Regions from separate parts of the Mus musculus genome. Here region 2 is linked to region 1. Evidence: chromatin loops called from intact Hi-C (ENCODE). Cell type or tissue: left cerebral cortex. All regions are shown on one strand. Each heading gives the region's core, and the rest is flanking DNA. Links, peaks and the distances in the headings are about the cores only. Region 1 has its middle 58 kb from the start of Agbl1. Region 2 overlaps Agbl1 (ATP/GTP binding protein-like 1).

Region 1 (8,344 bases), core at 311-8,310:
AAAAGAAGAGCCCACAGACACAGACACACTCACAGAGCAGTCTGATGGAGGACACAGACTCACAGAGCAGTCTGATGGAGGACACAGACTCACAGAGCAGTCTGACGGAGGACACAGACTCACAGAGCAGTCTGATGGAGGACACAGACTCACAGAGCAGTCTGATGGAGGACACAGACTCACAGAACAGTCTGATGGAGGAAGCTCCTTCATGAGGTTTCCCCTTCCCAGGTGATTCTAGCTTGTATCAAGGTGACAAAAACTAACCCACACAGTACCTAAACTTCAAACGACAGAGAAGTTTTTCACTTGGAAGAAGAGATTCCACCCTTAGCATCCTGAGAAACCACAGCTCTTCCACTGCTCAGTGTGATAAAAAGATAATGGGAAGGATTCTTCAGTCCAGGCTTCAGGTCATTTCATGGAGAAGGTGCAAAGATTTAGTCTTGGGGTAAAAGCATGAGACCCCCATTTAGGTGACAGCTGCTATAAGGCAGGGAGCTCTGCCTCTTTTTGCCAGCCCGTTATCCTGTCTTGGTTTTCTTGAGTCTTAGTGAATATCAATTCTTTCTGGAGAGTAAATCAAATGCAACGATGTCCCGAAGAAAGTAAAAATGGACACAGAAAGTCCCTGCCTTCCACAGCCTGGCCGACCTGGTCTCTGTTGCCAGGTCCAGCAGAACAAGAAAGTCCAACAGGAAACCAAGAAAGCAATGGATTAAGTATGGAGCAGGAACCAGGCCTTGTGCTAAACATTAGGATTATTGTCTGGATTTTCTTAATTAATCCTCCCAATAGCTTTATAGAGTGGGTACTATAGTTTCTCCAATTTGCTGGTGAAACAAAATGAAGGTTTTAGAGTGAGGCGATAAATATGTTCCACAGTGGTTGATGGACTCACGGTTCAAGCCCAAGCTGTTTGGTTTCAGGCTGGTGAGAGTGGGGCAACACTTTATTTATTTTTTTTATTTTTGTTTTTTTGAGACAGGGTTTCTCTGTGTATCCCTGGCTGCCCTGGAACTCACGTCATATACCAGACTGGCCTTGTACTCAGAAATCCACCTGCCTCTGCCTCCCAAGTGCTAGGATTAAAGGCGTGTGCCACCATCGCCCTGCTCAAGTGGGGGCAATTCTTAACAGTTATGAGGTTTGGTATTGCCATGGCCCATTGCAAGCTGGCTTTGGTCCTTTGGAGTTTTTAATCCATTGGGTAAGGGGTTGTAAAATATCCCCCAACTCTAAATAAATGTAGCCAGGAGTTTTGAGTTGATGCAAAGGATGCTGGGAGTGTACCATAACCTATAGAGGGATGATCTGGGCAGGGATTTTCATCATCCTCTGTTCATGTGGCTTGAAGCATGGGACTTCCTATCAAGTTATTTCTAGACACTGCTCCCTAGGCATATGCATCCATCAAAGGCATTCATTTTATAGAGTTTGAAGAAGCAGGAAATGCTTGATTTCTTCTGCGGTGGGCAAAATGCAGATTGATGCAGATGGATGAGTGGGGCTGGAGCCAACAAAGCCTGGTTTTTTAAAATCAAGGTTATGGTTATCTGAAAGGAGGCTACTGTCATTCCAAATAGAGCCAGTACTCACACAGGCATATAATAGTAACTGCCACTACTGTCATTGTAGCAAAGAAGGAACTTCCACCTGTTGGCCTGAGTGGTCTTGCTTCTTTCTCTATCTTCTTCTGAGGCAATTAGGTGAGGGTAGTCAGTGTTAGGCTGGAACCCCTGCTCATCCCCTGCACAAGCTGGGAAACCCCATCAGTCCTTCTTCTCCAGACCCACCCACACAGAGACAACTCCCCCGTGTGCTTAGAGAAAACTCCAGGCTAACATATCATCACTCCCCGTCTCCCTGTTTCTGACAATCCACTCAAATGTGCCCTCCCAGGCATTCAGTTTTTGACACGTATGAACATCATCCCAGCTTCTTGCTGGCAGATCATCACTCCTCGCCTAAACTCTCTAAAATCCCCTTGCTTTAGCCTGGATGTGTGACGTCACTGACCTCCTCCTGTGAGATCGGTGAAGCCACCCAAGAGCTGCCTCCTAATAAACCTGCCTTTCTCTACTTTTTATCTGCTCTCATCTGGCCTATATCTACATCACGGAGGGAGAGAAAATGCTTGTCAGTCAGTATGGTATAAATGAATAGCAGAGATTTACAACCCCACAGGTCTTCTAGGTTCACCTTGCATAAAAGACTTTCACAAAGTGGCACAAGCATTTAGCATACTCTAATGCCCCAAATCCTCCATAAGAAAGAGAACCCCATACTTATTCATTCCAAATTAAGCCCTTCCTTATCAAAGTGTTTACAAGGGGCAGATGCATTTCTCAAGAGCATTAAATTGTAAGAGTTTAAATAAGTGATATTAATCTTACAATAAAGGAAAGTGTATAAGGGATACTTTACTATTCCTCACTTCTGAAGTATAGAAAGATAATTCCCTGAAACTGTATCCATATGTTGAACAATTTACAGCAAATATTTTTTAACATTTCCATAGGGAAATATTGCCCTATTGAAGGTGCTTAAGCAAGAAGCAAAATGTTTTGACTTGTGAATTCTTGTTCAACAACCAAGTGTTGTAATTAGTGCTCATTGCTCAAATGAATTTGATGTCCTTGAGGATAAGGAATGGAGCCTCCTTTGTCTTTGCACCTCTGGCATGGAGGAAGCAAGTGCCATACACCTCCTCAAGCGAATGGATGGGTGTAAAGGAAAGAAGAGGCAAGCACAGACAAGAATGGAATGGGGGTTGGGGTTTGCAAGCTTGGAGGCGGAAAATAGCTAGATTCAGGGAAAGAGGCAGAGAAATTAAAATGTAAGGTCAGAAAGATGAGTTGGCACAGTACAACCGGAATATGCAGTTATTCCTAAGTTCCTGAAGGGGTCAGTGGTCTATAGTAATGTAGTTGAATATAATTTTTTGCAAAGATGGAAACACTCTATTTGTCTCCATTGTCCAAGACAGAAGACTGCAGGCATGTGTGTTTTGATACAGTAGGTTGCAGGCAGACATGAGTGTCTCTTGATATAGTAGACATGTGTCTTTGATATAGTAGACCAAAGACATGTATGTATCTTGAGCATTTTAAGCATAGATATCTTACATGAGAAACAAGATTTTTAACCATATATTTTTGAAATTGAATTTAAATAGCCACATATGCCTGTGGTTGCCATACTAAATAGTACTAAATATTCATTTCTCTCTTCCTCTCTCTCTCCATCTTTCCCTCTCCCTCTCTCCCTCTGTCTCCTCTCTCTCCCTCTTTCTCTTTCTTTCCCTCCTTCTCTCTCCCCTTCTCTCAAAAACAATAAGGATAAAATGGATATTCTTATGTAGTCCAGGCTACCCTCAAATTCAAGACCTTCCGGCTTCAGCCTCTTCTGTATTGACAAGCATTAAAGAACCTGGACTAATGTTTAGGTCTTTCAGGAAAGGTTTTGTGTGTTCAGGAAAAGGGTGGGGAAAAGATTGGAAGGAAGAGTATCTGGTCTGCCAAATGGTGGCTATGAAGATCATCTGCAACAGTGAGAGAGTCCCAGGTGTAGGCTGTTCATGGGGATGAGAAGTGAAGTACAAATACAATTCCAGTATCTAATAGACTGCCTCTCATACTCATGACATATTAGCTGACACAGAGCTGAAGTCATTTATTCATTAGTCTTTATGGTCAAAACTGAAATAAAACATCACAAATTCTATTTATTTCCTTGGCATTCACCCTGTTCCAGGTGAACTCGATCTGTCTTTCCTTCCAATCACTCATGCGAGAGGTGTGTGGGTGAGGGATGCCACCGGGGAAACATAATCCAGGCCAGCCAGAGTGTGCTTGGTTTTCTATATCACTTACAGCGAACAAACCCAGATTCGCTCTTGGGGCTTATGGGGGAGACTTTTCTGGCATAGTGTACTTATAATAAAAGTGCCCCCCTTTAATAAAGGTCAATGACAACTTTAAAATATACAATAAATGTTGCAGCATTCATAAAACATGCTATGCATTAAATCCAGCTTTATTATGTAATGCGCACTATTTACAACTTGCATTTTGGGCACGATCATGCTTCCAATGACGAGGGAAATGGTCTAAAACAGCTGTCAGGTGGTGTGAAGTGAATATAGACATGGGGTAAATCAAACACAAATGAACCCTGAGTATTCTCTCTCAACACTGAGACCATCCCTGTGTGGCTGAGGATGGGTGGATTGCCTGCAGCCATGTGTACTATACCACCCCTCCCTTTCTCTAGCGCCCCATCTTTCTTCCTTTCTTTTTACCATAGGCACATAAAGATGCAAAAGAAACCGACAGCATCTCTGGCTTCCTGGGTGCTTACAGAATCATTATGGAGATTAAAGCTCAGTGGTATATATGATACAGCTCTTCATTGGTCCCCTGATGTTTAAAGGCTATGTATTTTTGGTCCACTGCATGTGCTATTTTTCTCCACCTGAATTGCCCTTCCTGTCCTTCACCATGTAGAGAACTCCTATTCATCATTCAGAGTCCAAATCAGATGCCATCTCCTCTTTGAATGCGGCTTTGAGCATTAGGCAGAGCCCGTGAATACATTTTTTTTTAAAAAAAATTCTCATTCTATTTTTCCATTCTCCATTTATAGTGATCATGACACATACTCTGCACTGACATTCCTTGTCTGCAAGAGAGTCTGGGAAACAAAGTTTCCTCTGCTGTGTGCTCAGAGGGAAAAAGTCTAGTGTTCATATATACAGCTTGGCAGGACCTCACATTCTTGTCCATACATTCTCTTATGATGCCAGGACACAGCAGCTTTCTTATGTCAGATAACTTTTTGCTCTGCTCAGAGCAGCTTCCTTAATTTGTCTTAAGTATTAAGACATACTATTCTTCACCCAACCAATTATGTATCACTCACTGTTTTCTTGTAGCATCCACCCTCAATGCAGCCATATTGGCACTTTCACTGGGTGGTAACTTCTATTGGGACACATCCTGTCCTTTCCATCAGCATGTGGCACCTAGCTATGTTCTATACACACTTCTTAAGGGAATGAGTCAAAGTGAGATGTAAAATGTTGGCCCCTTGATAATGTGGCTCTTCTTGAAGCAAGCCAGTGGCTTAGTTGCATCCTAAACTTCAACTCCTGGGACTATACTGTTCAGGTTCTAGGAGACAGCCTGACAACACCATTCTCTCTGAATCAATGAATTCTATATTAGTTATCATTTTCCTCATTGGTGTAATCAGATACCTGACACAAAGTAATTTAACAGAGGAATACTTTATTTTGGCTTATAGAGCCTACCATAACAGGGAAGACATGACCATAGAAGAGTGAAGGGGCTAGTCACATAGTGTTTGTAGTCAGGAAGGAGAGTAGAGGAAGTAGGGCTGAATTAATTAAACCTTAAGGTCACCCCCACCATGAGCCATTTCCTTAGTGATGCTTCATCTTCTAAAGGTTCAATAACCTTCAAAATTAGCACTATTATTTGAGGACCAAGTACTCAGAAATATGGGCCTGTGAGGGTGGGGTGGGGGTGGGAGGCATTTTACATTCAAACCACCACAGAGCTCAGAAAAAATTCTTCCATCTTTTTTTTTTCTTCTTCTTCTGATTTTAAAGAACAATCAGTGTGGGGTGAAACAGTCGAGATGTCTGAGAATTAAGCTAGTCTGAATAGAAGAATGACTTGTCAAGTTCTTTAAGACTTTCTTTAATAATCTCTGCTTCTGGATGGTCAAGCTGAGAATTAAACGATGGAGTCCCATTGTTTTCTAGAGCATGCTGTGGGAAATTACTTAACCTCAGCAGGTTCAGCTACCCTAATATAGTTGTAATAATAGAGAAGGTGTGCTGGCTTGGATGAGAATATGAACAAAAGGCTTAGATGTTTGAGTACCTGGTCCTCAGTTGGTTGTTTAGGAGGTGTGGCCTGACTCGAGGAACTATAACTTGGGGCGGGGGTGGGTGTAGTAACAATTCTGGACTTTCAGTGTCTTTAAAAAACATGGAAATATTATAAGAATGTGTTTTCATTTCAATCTCAGCTGTACAGATGTGGGGCTGCTCCATTTTGAATTGTCCAAAGCAGCTGACTTATGATTTGTTCCGTGCTTTAGCAGAGGTGTGGTTTTGCCACCTGGGGATAGTTTCTGCAATTGTGTGATGCTTGGAATTCTGGGAACTTTTTAGAGGGTTTATAAATGCTAGAGAGGTTGTTGGTTATTCAGGGATCTTGGATGCAGTTTGTTAGTAGTTGTGCTCAAGAAAGAAACTAGAAGAATTAAATTAGATTCAAAGATCTCTATCTTCTCTCTCCCTTCTATTTTTCTCTATTGATAGAGATGAAACCGGGGGAATAAAGGGCTGGGGGGGGGGAGAACCTACAAAATAGCAAAATTCAGGTACATGTGAGGTTTAATGTTTCAAAGCTCTTCGATATTCTCAGTCTCCTATTTCTTCTTTTCATGTGTAGTGCAAGATAAGCTCCCAGCTTTTGTTCTACCTGCTATGCCTGCTGGTGTGCTGTTGCTGCCTGCTGCCTCTGCTCTGCCACCGTGGACTTTAATCCTCTGGAACTATAAGCCCAGGAAATCCATTCTTCTATAAGATGCTTTGGCTATCACATCACTAGAAAAGTAACTAATACAGATGGCATCAAGTATCTTGAGCAACAAGACACATGACACTCAGTAATACTGTTCCTCCTCCTCCTCCTCCTCCTCCTCCTCCTCCTCCTCCTCCTCCTTCTCTCTCTCTCTGTCTCTCTCTCCCTCCTCCCCTTCTCCTCATTTTCTTATATTCAGGCTTTTGCATAGATATTTGAAAACTGCTTTTATTTGCTTTGATTCTCACATGTACCAACATGGACAAACTTCTCCTACTTTACAGGGCTCATAGTATGATCTCAACTGCGCTATTTCCCTTCTTGACTTCTGCTGTAGAATAACTTACTGAAAGACTATGCAAACTTCTAGTATATGTAGTTAATAGGTTAATAGGCTTCAGGGGACCTAACTTGGCCCATATTTAGAATACAATAATGAATTGTGCTTTAATTGTTTTTTTTTTTTTATCATTTGAGAGCCATGTGAATATAATTTCCTCAAAGTCTCAGTGGGGCCTATGGGTGAAGCAATCATTCTTTGCTTCAGCAAAAGTTTGCTTCATATCAAACTTGGAAAGCCCTTCTAGGATAAAGCAAATGATTTTTTTTCTCACAAATAAAAGTGAAATGGGGTTGAGAATATAGTTCAGTGATTGACTAGCATGCAAGAAATCCTGAGTTTACCCCCACTACTACATAACACTGGGTTTTGTGGTGTACACCTGTAATTCCAGCACTTGAGAAGTAAAGGAAAGAGAATCAGAATTCCCAAGGCCATCCTTGGCTTCATAGTGTGTCCAAGGCCAGCCTGGACTACTTGAGACCCCATTTTGGTGAAGTTGGGTGGGAAGGTGTGGTACTTTCTATCGGTCTACTACAGTGTTGAATCTAGTCTATGAAAGAATTCAGTCAACCGAATAGTTAACCAAATTTGCTACTTTGGTTAGACTTCCTGGTCCAAGTGGCTCTTTAAAAAATATTTATACATTAAGTATATAATAAACTACGCTTCATTAGGACACTGCTGTGCATAGAGAAGGTGATTTGATTGTATTAAACCCCTCCCATTATCAACACTAATGCCCCCTGCCAAAAATGCCTTTTTCACTACTGTATTGACTGCAAGATCAAAAAATATTTTAAAAATCCATTTCACTTGGTTTTTATGAATAATAAGATGGGAATATACAGCTCTCTGCGGCGGGGGGGGGGGGGGGAGGATAATATGTACATGAAAGATCTGATGTAAAGTGCCATTGAATGAGTAAAAAGGCCAGAAGCATTAAGTATCAGTTTTTGCCTGGCTGGTATCACTTTTCAATCTTTATGTCCCATGGATCATTATCTACTAGGTTCTTGATTGATATTTGTTGAAATAAAGTTTAAAATTTCCCATGGCTTATTGACGTGGGTATGACTTGGGTGATGTGGTTTCTCTACACTTCACTGTGGTTTATGTTCCCCTCTCTCCTTTGTCTTGAGCTCATTATGTTTAGACTTCTTTGTTTGAGGGAGATGAAGAGGGAGAAATGGAAAGAACGGGAAGGCTCTTGCCTGCTTTATAGGCATTTTCCTAAGTGCTGCTTTTATTATTTTCATTTACAGATGCGAATAATTAAGCAATTAGGAAACAGTTCTGAGATCATACAGTTGTGAGCCAGCATTGCAACTGTGTTTTCTTTTTACAGCTTTAAAAATAAAACCCTCGGTCTATTACATGTCAA
Region 2 (8,344 bases), core at 95-8,094, 63 kb after region 1:
CGGAGTTCTCCCACTGAACCTGAAGCTTGCTAATTCACAAGGCTGGCTGGCTGTAAATCCCAACAACCTGCCTGGCCCCATCTCCCAGTGTTGGGATTTTTAAGCACATCTACCATGCCTAGCTCTTGTGTGTGGATTCTAGCAATCACACTCAGGCCCTTATGCTTGTAAGGTAAGCACTTCACTGACTGGGTCGTCTCTCAAGACGTTCAGTTGTTGAGTGTTGTTTGGCTCATTGTATGCGATGTGTGGAAGACAAGGGCATATCTGCTTCAGGGGCGTGGAAGGTGGGAGCAAACCTCAAAATCAGCTGGTGAAGTGTATCTAAAAGCAATTTTGTGGCTAGATGCTTTGATCATCGGATACCACAAGTTAACATTTTGTTGTAATTTCTGAAGTTATATAGAATTCTTGCTTAACTGCTGTTCACAAAAGTGAAAGACTTAGCTGATTAGAATTTCCTTGCTCTAGCTGTTTGGGATAGAAAGATGCTTGTGGATTGGTTTCAAGAGCTCAGTGGAAATGAATGTCCTGCAGTTGGCTGGAAGTCACTGCAGGTTCAGCTTAATCTTCTGTCTTCCTACCAGAGGGGACTTATAATTGATATTTAGAATGAGCACTCCAGGGCACTGCAAGATTCTCAATTATCAAAGAAAGATTTAATTATTTTCACTAGGCCCTACTTAGTTTCCAATTAACTAGAACGTTAAAATAACACCGGTGTGTTTCGTGCTGGTTAGTTTGGTTGCAGTGTACTTGACTTGAGCCAGTTTGACCCCTACTAAGTGCTTCCAGGACCCCCGTGTCTATCTATACCTGTTGTAAAGTTAGAACTATAAAATCCTTTTAAAATGTGAACCCAGAGAGAGCCTGGAGTCATCGTGGACGATGGATTTCATGTCCTGTCCCAATACCTGTTCCCTGTTGGCTTCATTTAGAGCAGTGGTCCTCAACCTTCCTAATATTGTGACACTTTAATATAGGGTCCTCATTTTGTGCTGACCCCCAGTCATAAAGTTATATCATTGCTACATCATAATTTTACTACTGTTATGAATCGTAATACAAATAGTTGATATGCAGGATATCTGATATGTGATCCCCCAAAGAAGTTATAACTCACAGGTTGAGAACCACTGAATGAGAGACCCCGAAAGGCTTCTGAAAGGAGTTACGTAGAAATACTTCTAATTAGGAATTTCCAAGATTTTGCTAATCCAAACCAACCCTTTTTCATTATGCTCAAACGTGACGGACAAAAGGCTTTGTGTGGCTTTCCAAACCTCTAGAGAGGATGAACAGAAGCTAAACTTACATTCTGAGTTTTGAATAATGGCTCAGAACCTAACTGGGGGAAAACCAAAAGATAACAGGGCTCGAAAGAGCACAGTCATTGAGGCAGATGTCACTGTTATGCCCCCACAATCCTAGAAGCCTCCCTCCTTAAGAACATCACCGCTTTGGAATCACAGCGTAAGTCTGTGCAGATGGGGATGAGACAATTGTTGTTTTCCCGTTTCTTTAGTTTTAACCCATCCTGATTTCTGTCCAGAGTACAAGAATCAATTTTCTACTGAGATACTTTCCAAGTTCCTGGCCTTGACGGCTTGAGTTTTAGGTAGAAAATTAACTAGACTGATGGAAATATTCAGGGAGCCATCTACAGCTCAGTTCATAGAGGCAGAGAGGACTGTGGTCCAGCCTCATCTCTAGAGCTTACTGGCTCTTTATTCTTATGTAAGTTCCTTGACCGCCCAGACCTTCCCTTCTATGGATCTATGCAGGGGAAGCAATAAAAAAAGTGGTTTCTAAGCATTTAGTGTGAGACTTAAAAAAAGAACATCTCATATATTTCTATCATATTTTAGAAAGCACCTGTAAAGCATACATGCTGTCCAATGCCTGTGGTTTTGATGATTTCCCTAGAGAAAGACACAATTCTGAGATGCTGAGAACACTTCTCTACATCCTTCATAAACCTGCTCTTTCCTGGGTGGACTCCAATACACTTAGAAAAAAGGCAGGTGTCTCATTCTGTGCCGTTCTTGTCTCCTCTTGTGGTTTGAGTTAATGGGGAAGATGGGGGACTGCCAGGGTCACAGGATGTGGACTGTGTGCCAGCCCTGATGTCACAAGCCCTCATCCAGCAGTGTCCCATGAAATGCCAGTTAAGAACCTTATTGAATCATGAAAAATATATAATGATTAGGTCAGCTTTGGCACACTCCATGCTGTGATATGGGCACGTGCTTGCTGTTTGCATTCATACTTTATTATTTTATGATATAGCTGTCCAAACTGAATCCCAGGTCTGCAGCTATGCCAAAATGTGTATCACTGACTGCTTTTCTCAAATGAGGTTCCAAGAACAGCATTTATTATGGACTGTGAATAAAGTAGGTTTCAGGATGTGGTGTTTCCTGTCTTGAGTAAATACTGACTTTTGCTAGTAGGAAACCTGGACTGGGGCATCCAGTCTAGCCTTTTCTTTGAGCTTGATCCTCCAAGGATTATTTTCAAGATGACAGGTGACTTAGTGCCTGGGACATAGTGAGGGTGTGTGTGTGTGGGAAACTGATGACTGTCTCATTCATAGAATTTAGTCATTTTTGCTTCCACGTGTGCTTGATAATTTCCCTTTTAGACTTCACGGGGGGGGGGTGAGGATGTATCCATGTCTTTTATCTATGGAACTAGGTTGGACAAAGACAGAGCTTTCTCCTTTGGCAGAAACAGAAAGGCTTGGACAGATCTAGCTAAGCATTGCCTACTTCGATAGAGAACACTATGAATTGACTTCCCAGAACTTGCTAAGACTGTTCTCTTTGGTTGTTTGAGGAAGCTGAGTTTGTTGGAGACCTTTGCCTCAATTATGACATGAACATGAATGTAGAATAAACTGTCTTAATTTTGATCACCAGTAAAGAAAAAGAAAAAAAAATCACCCTAATCTTATGCCCAATGGAAAGAAAACATCATGATGTATCCTCTGTCAACCCCTAAGGGACAACCATGCCAATCAAACTGACCCTCAAACAAACAAACAAACCTGGACCTCAAAGGCTGCATACAGACGTAACATCTTGGAAGTAGAACAAAACCTTCACTAGGTGTTTTTCTCCAAGACAGTACTGATTTCACAGATTATCTTGAAGCCTTTTGAGGTCAGAGAAAATGGACAAGTGCTCTTTTGTGCCAAATGGGTACCTTCATCACTTCACATCACTCTGCCACCCATAAAGGAGGTGTGTCTGTCTGCCTTTGAGGTGAGACGATCACTGCCCAAATGAAAGTTGAAGCCACCCAAGGCTCAATAACATACATTTCGTAAACTACTATGAAAGAGGATGTGAAGCAGATATTGCCACTACAAAGTCTGTCTGAGTCTTTCTTAAGTGATGTTGGAGAGACCTACTTATTTGTTACTTTGAGGGAAATACTTTGGCCTGATGAAATAGAAGGCTGAAGGAATGTGAGTTTCTCACAACAGAGGGAGGATTATTCTACATCTTAACAGCAGGATGCAAAATAGCTCCTGATAAAGGAAGGTAGTGCTTTTGATATGGGGCAGTTACATATTCTCAATACTGTCCACCCGCCACCCATCATCCACCCCGCCCCCATTAGTCTATCACCTTTTCTGTGATATAAGAGATTCAGAGGACCATTGGGTGGGTGGTATATGAGAGAGAGAAAACACATGATCCTTTGTTTAAAACTGTGTGTCCCTGGACAAACAACTGCTGTTCCTTTGTTTGAAATTTCTTTGTCATCAAAATGAGATTTACAATACCTACTAATAGGCTGCCCATAACTTTAGAAAAAAAATGTATGCAAAGGCATAAACACAGGGGCCTCTGTTCAATAGTGGCAATCATACTTAAAAGCAGTTCCTGCTTGAAAACCTGATTCATATGAGAAAGTAGGAAGATATATTTCAAAAATAAATTTACATGGCATAACAGCTGTGGTAAAAGTGAACACCCTGAGACAATTCCATGGAATTTGCAATGGAAACAACTCCTGGATAAGCCTTAGAAGGTGACCACAGTTTCAGCAAAGAACATGAGATCATGCATACCTAGCAAAAAATACATAAGGAATTTGAGATGATATTCAATTTGATTAAAATAAAATGCATACTGGAAAAGAGATGGAGACAGAGGTTTGCTTAGGTTGTGAAGGGTGTTGGGTGATAAGCTTCAGGCCTGAACCACTCAGAGAAATTCCTGTTAATTCCTGAATGTGGCTGCAACGAAGGTGGCATCTATAGAGCTGTTTGACCTGGGTGATACTTGATTTGATGCAACACTGTTTTGCGTTGTTATCAAAGTGGATATCCTTGACCTACTTTTCTTTTCCTTAGATTTAATTCTTATTTTAATATATCTTTATGTGGTATATGTAAGTGTTCATGTGGGTATGTGCCCGTGTGCTATGAATGTACATGGATGTGTTCATGGATGGATGTGCTTGTGTGTGGAGGACAGAGACTGATGTCCAATGTGTTACAGTGTGTGTATGTGTGTCTGTAAAAGAGAGAGAGAGAGGCAGAGAGAGACAGAGAGACAGAGAGATAGAGAGAGAGACAGAGACAGAGAGACAGAGAGACAGAGAGACAGAGAGACAGAGACAGAGACACAGAAAGAGGATAGCTTTCGTTAGCATGGATGCAAAGCTAGTTACTGGATTTGGGTAGCTTGCCAGTGACTACAGCACAGAGGAAAATGATCACCCTTTGTTCTTGAACTAACTTATGTCCCCAGTCCCGTTCCTATCTCTGCTCTGATTGGCTACAGCCTGGAGCTCTTTTTCATTTTCCCTCATCTCTGTATCTCACCTGCTTTTGAGCCTTTTCCCAACTCCATGCCCACCTCACAGGGAAGGGATAGATTAAGTCTAAGCCTAGGCTTGATTACATTAATGGAGGAGAATGTTCTAAATACAATGTGTACTTATTTTATAGGTAATATTTAAATGCTCTGGCAGCAATGCTACTCTTACCATGTGGCTATATTAAGGCAGCCAGAGCTAACTGAAGAAGTCTTATGCACTCTTAAGAACCAAGGATAGGTAGCATTTCCACACTCAGAGTCCTGGTTCCAGTTCTACCTCCACACAGCAAAGGGTAAAATATGGAGGTTAGCATGGCTTTGAGGTATAATTGGAAATTGGTGAGAGGCTGAGGCAAATGGCCAACAGAGAATCCCATGCCCACAACGGACACTACAAACTGGCAGCATTTGCTCTACAATTTATGCAGTTTCTAAAGTTGGAGTGAGTCTTAAGAGAACCAAACACAGTTTCTGTCTGAACACTGGGTTAGGCATCCCTAGAGGAAATGTTGGTTACTTGTTACTGTATGTATACTTATTGGGCAGGCAGCAATGAATCAAACAGACTGGGCACCTCTTCATATTTCAGAAATGGGTGAATGGAAATGCATCCTCCTGGGTGTGACCTTCTTATCCTTCTGCCAGACATGGACTGAAGGAAGTAGAGGGTTTATTGGATCTGTGCCTTGATGTTGCATGGTTTCTTCAGAAGAGTTCTGCAGGTTGGTTCCTTATCAGTGGAAAGCAAGTAAAAGACAAGAGAGGCAAGAACAGTGATGCTAGGCATGAAGGAGGGATCCAAGAGATGAATGGAATGGTCCAGAGTCCATCCTGAGTGCATTCCTTCCCCTCCTTTCTCCCTCCCCTCCTCTTTTTGTTTTCATTTCACGTGTTTTTATTTTAAAAATTTAACTGTAGTCAAGACACAATGGCACACACCTGTAATCCTAGCACTCAGAAGCCTGAGGCAGGAGAATTACCGATGAGGTCTGATGAGGTTATATAAAGAGATTCTGTGTAGGCTTAGATTTTTAAAAACCTACTTTTAGTATATTTTTAAAAAATGTTTTAACCTTTTTCCCCCCACTACCCACCAGAAGTAGTAGGAAGGAAAGGTTAATAGAGCAAAGGAGGATGTGGGCCTGTTTAGAAATAGTTCTTTGGATTCAATCTAATTTGTATCAACAGGATATCAATAGTTTGGGTCACATGAATTAGCAGTGGCAGCTTGATCCACTCGCAAACACCATTTACAAATCAGCAATGGCAGGTCAGTCTAGAGGAAACCACAAGGCTCTGCCAATTGGCCCTAGACCGAGGAAGTGGTCAGGCACCCGAGCATCATTAGAAGATTTTTGGAGTATTTTTCTTTATGAAATCACAACACACGATGACCAACAAAGAATGATAAGGCATACCAATATCACCCAGAGTCGTCAGTGAAGACCAGCATTAGCAAAGCCCAACGATGACCAATAAATAATAACAAGGTATACTAATGTCATCCACTGTTGTCCATGATCTGTTGGGCTTTATTTATCCTTTTCAAACATCACGTGTTCTTTCAAGCATCAGCTCTAGCAAAACATCACATGCCCTTTTTCCAGGCTGCCTGAAGAAAACCACCACATGTCTGTTTTTAGCAAAACATCCTCCCACATGTCTGCTTCAGCACAAACATCCTCTCATAAGACAGTTTCCAGAAAAACATCACACGACACAACTGAGTCTCCAAAAAACCCCCAAATTTCTACTTCAAGTTTGTCTCATAAAAAAAAAAACTGAAATAAAATACACATACCACATAATGCATCATTTAAGCCAGTTTTAAGTATTCAGTTAATTAGGATGTGTACAGTCTCATTGATCATGCAATCTCCAAGTCACTTCACCTACAACAGCTTCTCCTGCTTCCCCACTGGACCCTGGAGACCATGATTCCACTTCTTTCTTATAAAACTGACTGCTTTAGGAGACTTGTATATGCTGAATCATACATTTGGCCATTTTGAGATTGGTTTAATATAATAATTTGTTAATTATTAGTAATGGGCATTTATTGGCAAATAAATGGCAGAGCCTTGAGGTTTCTTCTAGATCGACCCGCCATTGCTGATTCATCCATGGTGTTTCTGAGTGGATTAAGCTGCCGCTGCTAATTCATGTGAAGTAAGCTACTGGTATCCTGACAACACAGATTAGATTTAATCCAAAGAAATATTTCTAAACAGGTCTAAAAGAGTGTTCCATTAACCTTTCCTTTATTTAATACTATTTCCTTGATATAATATTCTTTAAAAATTTTAAAATTAATTAACCAATTGATTAATTAATTAATTGGACTGGATATTTTCTTTATTTACATTTCAAATGTTTTCCCCTTTCCAGGTCTCCTCTTTAGAAACCCCCATCCCCTCCCCCCTCCCCCTGACCCTATGAGGGTGTTCCACCACCCACTCTCTCCTCTGGCCCTGGCATTCTGTTTCACTGGGGTATTGAACATCCTCAGGTCCAAGGGCCTCTCCTCCCACTGATGTCCAACTAGGCCATCCTCTGTGGCCATATGTGTCCAGCGCCATGGGTTGCTCCATGTGTATTCTTTGGTTGGTGGTCCAGTCCCCTCCATGGGGCTGCAAATCCTCTCAGCTTCTTTAGTTCCTTCTCCAACTTCTCCATTGGGGACCCCTGAGCTAAGTCCAATGGTTGACTGTGAGCTTTCTCCTCTGTATTTCTCAGGCTTTGGCAGAGCCTCTCAGGAGACAGCTATATCAGGCTTCCATCAGCAAGCACTTCCCAGCATCCACAATAGTATCAGGGTTTGGTGACTATATATGGGATGGATCCCAGGCAGGGTGGTCCCTGGATGGCCTTCCCTTCAGTCTCTGCTCCACACTTTGTCTCCATACTTCCTCCTGTGAGTATTTTGTTCACCCTTCTAAGAAGCACTGAAACATCCATATTTTGGTCTTCCTTCTTAGGCTTCATATGGTCTGTGAATTGAATCTTGGGTATTCTGAACTTTGGGGCTAATATCCACTTATTATTGAGTATATACTGTGTTTGTTCCTTTGTGACTGAGTCACCTCACTCAGGATGATATTTTCTCATTTGCCTAAGAATTTCATAAATTCATTGTTTTTAATTGCTGAGTAGCACTTCATTATGTAAGTGAACCACATTTTCTGTATCCATTCCTCTGTTGAAGGACATCTGGGTTCGTTCCAGGTTCTGGCTATTATAAATAAGGCCGCTACAAACATAGTGGAGCATGTGTTCTTATTACAAGTTGGAGCATTATCTGGGTATATGCCCAGGAGAGCTATTGCTGGATCCTCAGGTAGTACTATGTCCAGTTTTCTGAGAAACTGCCAAACTGATTTCCAGGATGGTTGTACCAATTGCAATCCTACTAGCAAGAGAGGAGTGTTTCTCTTTCTCTATATCCTCGCCAGCATCTGCTGTCACCAGAGTTTTTGATCTTAGCCATTCTGACTCATGTGAGGTGGAAT

The links. A loop is a pair of places that touch in the nucleus more often than their neighbours do. Peaks named below come from ENCODE experiments on the same cell type or tissue, not always from the same donor. Only the 100,000 strongest peaks of a DNase experiment are listed, where the experiment ranks them.
Region 2: a loop joins it to region 1, with 2.7 times the contacts of the local background. A loop is called at or near these places in 2 of 42 quality-filtered maps.

The regions. Positions count from the first base shown.
Region 1 is chr7:76,168,046-76,176,389 of GRCm38, forward strand. No RefSeq gene overlaps it. Among named protein-coding and RNA genes, the nearest start is that of Agbl1, 58 kb to the right of the region's middle. In left cerebral cortex, for the core only: no CTCF peak of the experiment used is centred there; a DNase peak (open chromatin) is centred at 4,449.
Region 2 is chr7:76,231,238-76,239,581 of GRCm38, forward strand. The region is part of intron 1 of Agbl1 (ATP/GTP binding protein-like 1); the gene reads left to right. Among named protein-coding and RNA genes, the nearest start is that of Agbl1, 5.5 kb to the left of the region's middle. In left cerebral cortex, for the core only: no CTCF peak of the experiment used is centred there; no DNase peak of the experiment used is centred there.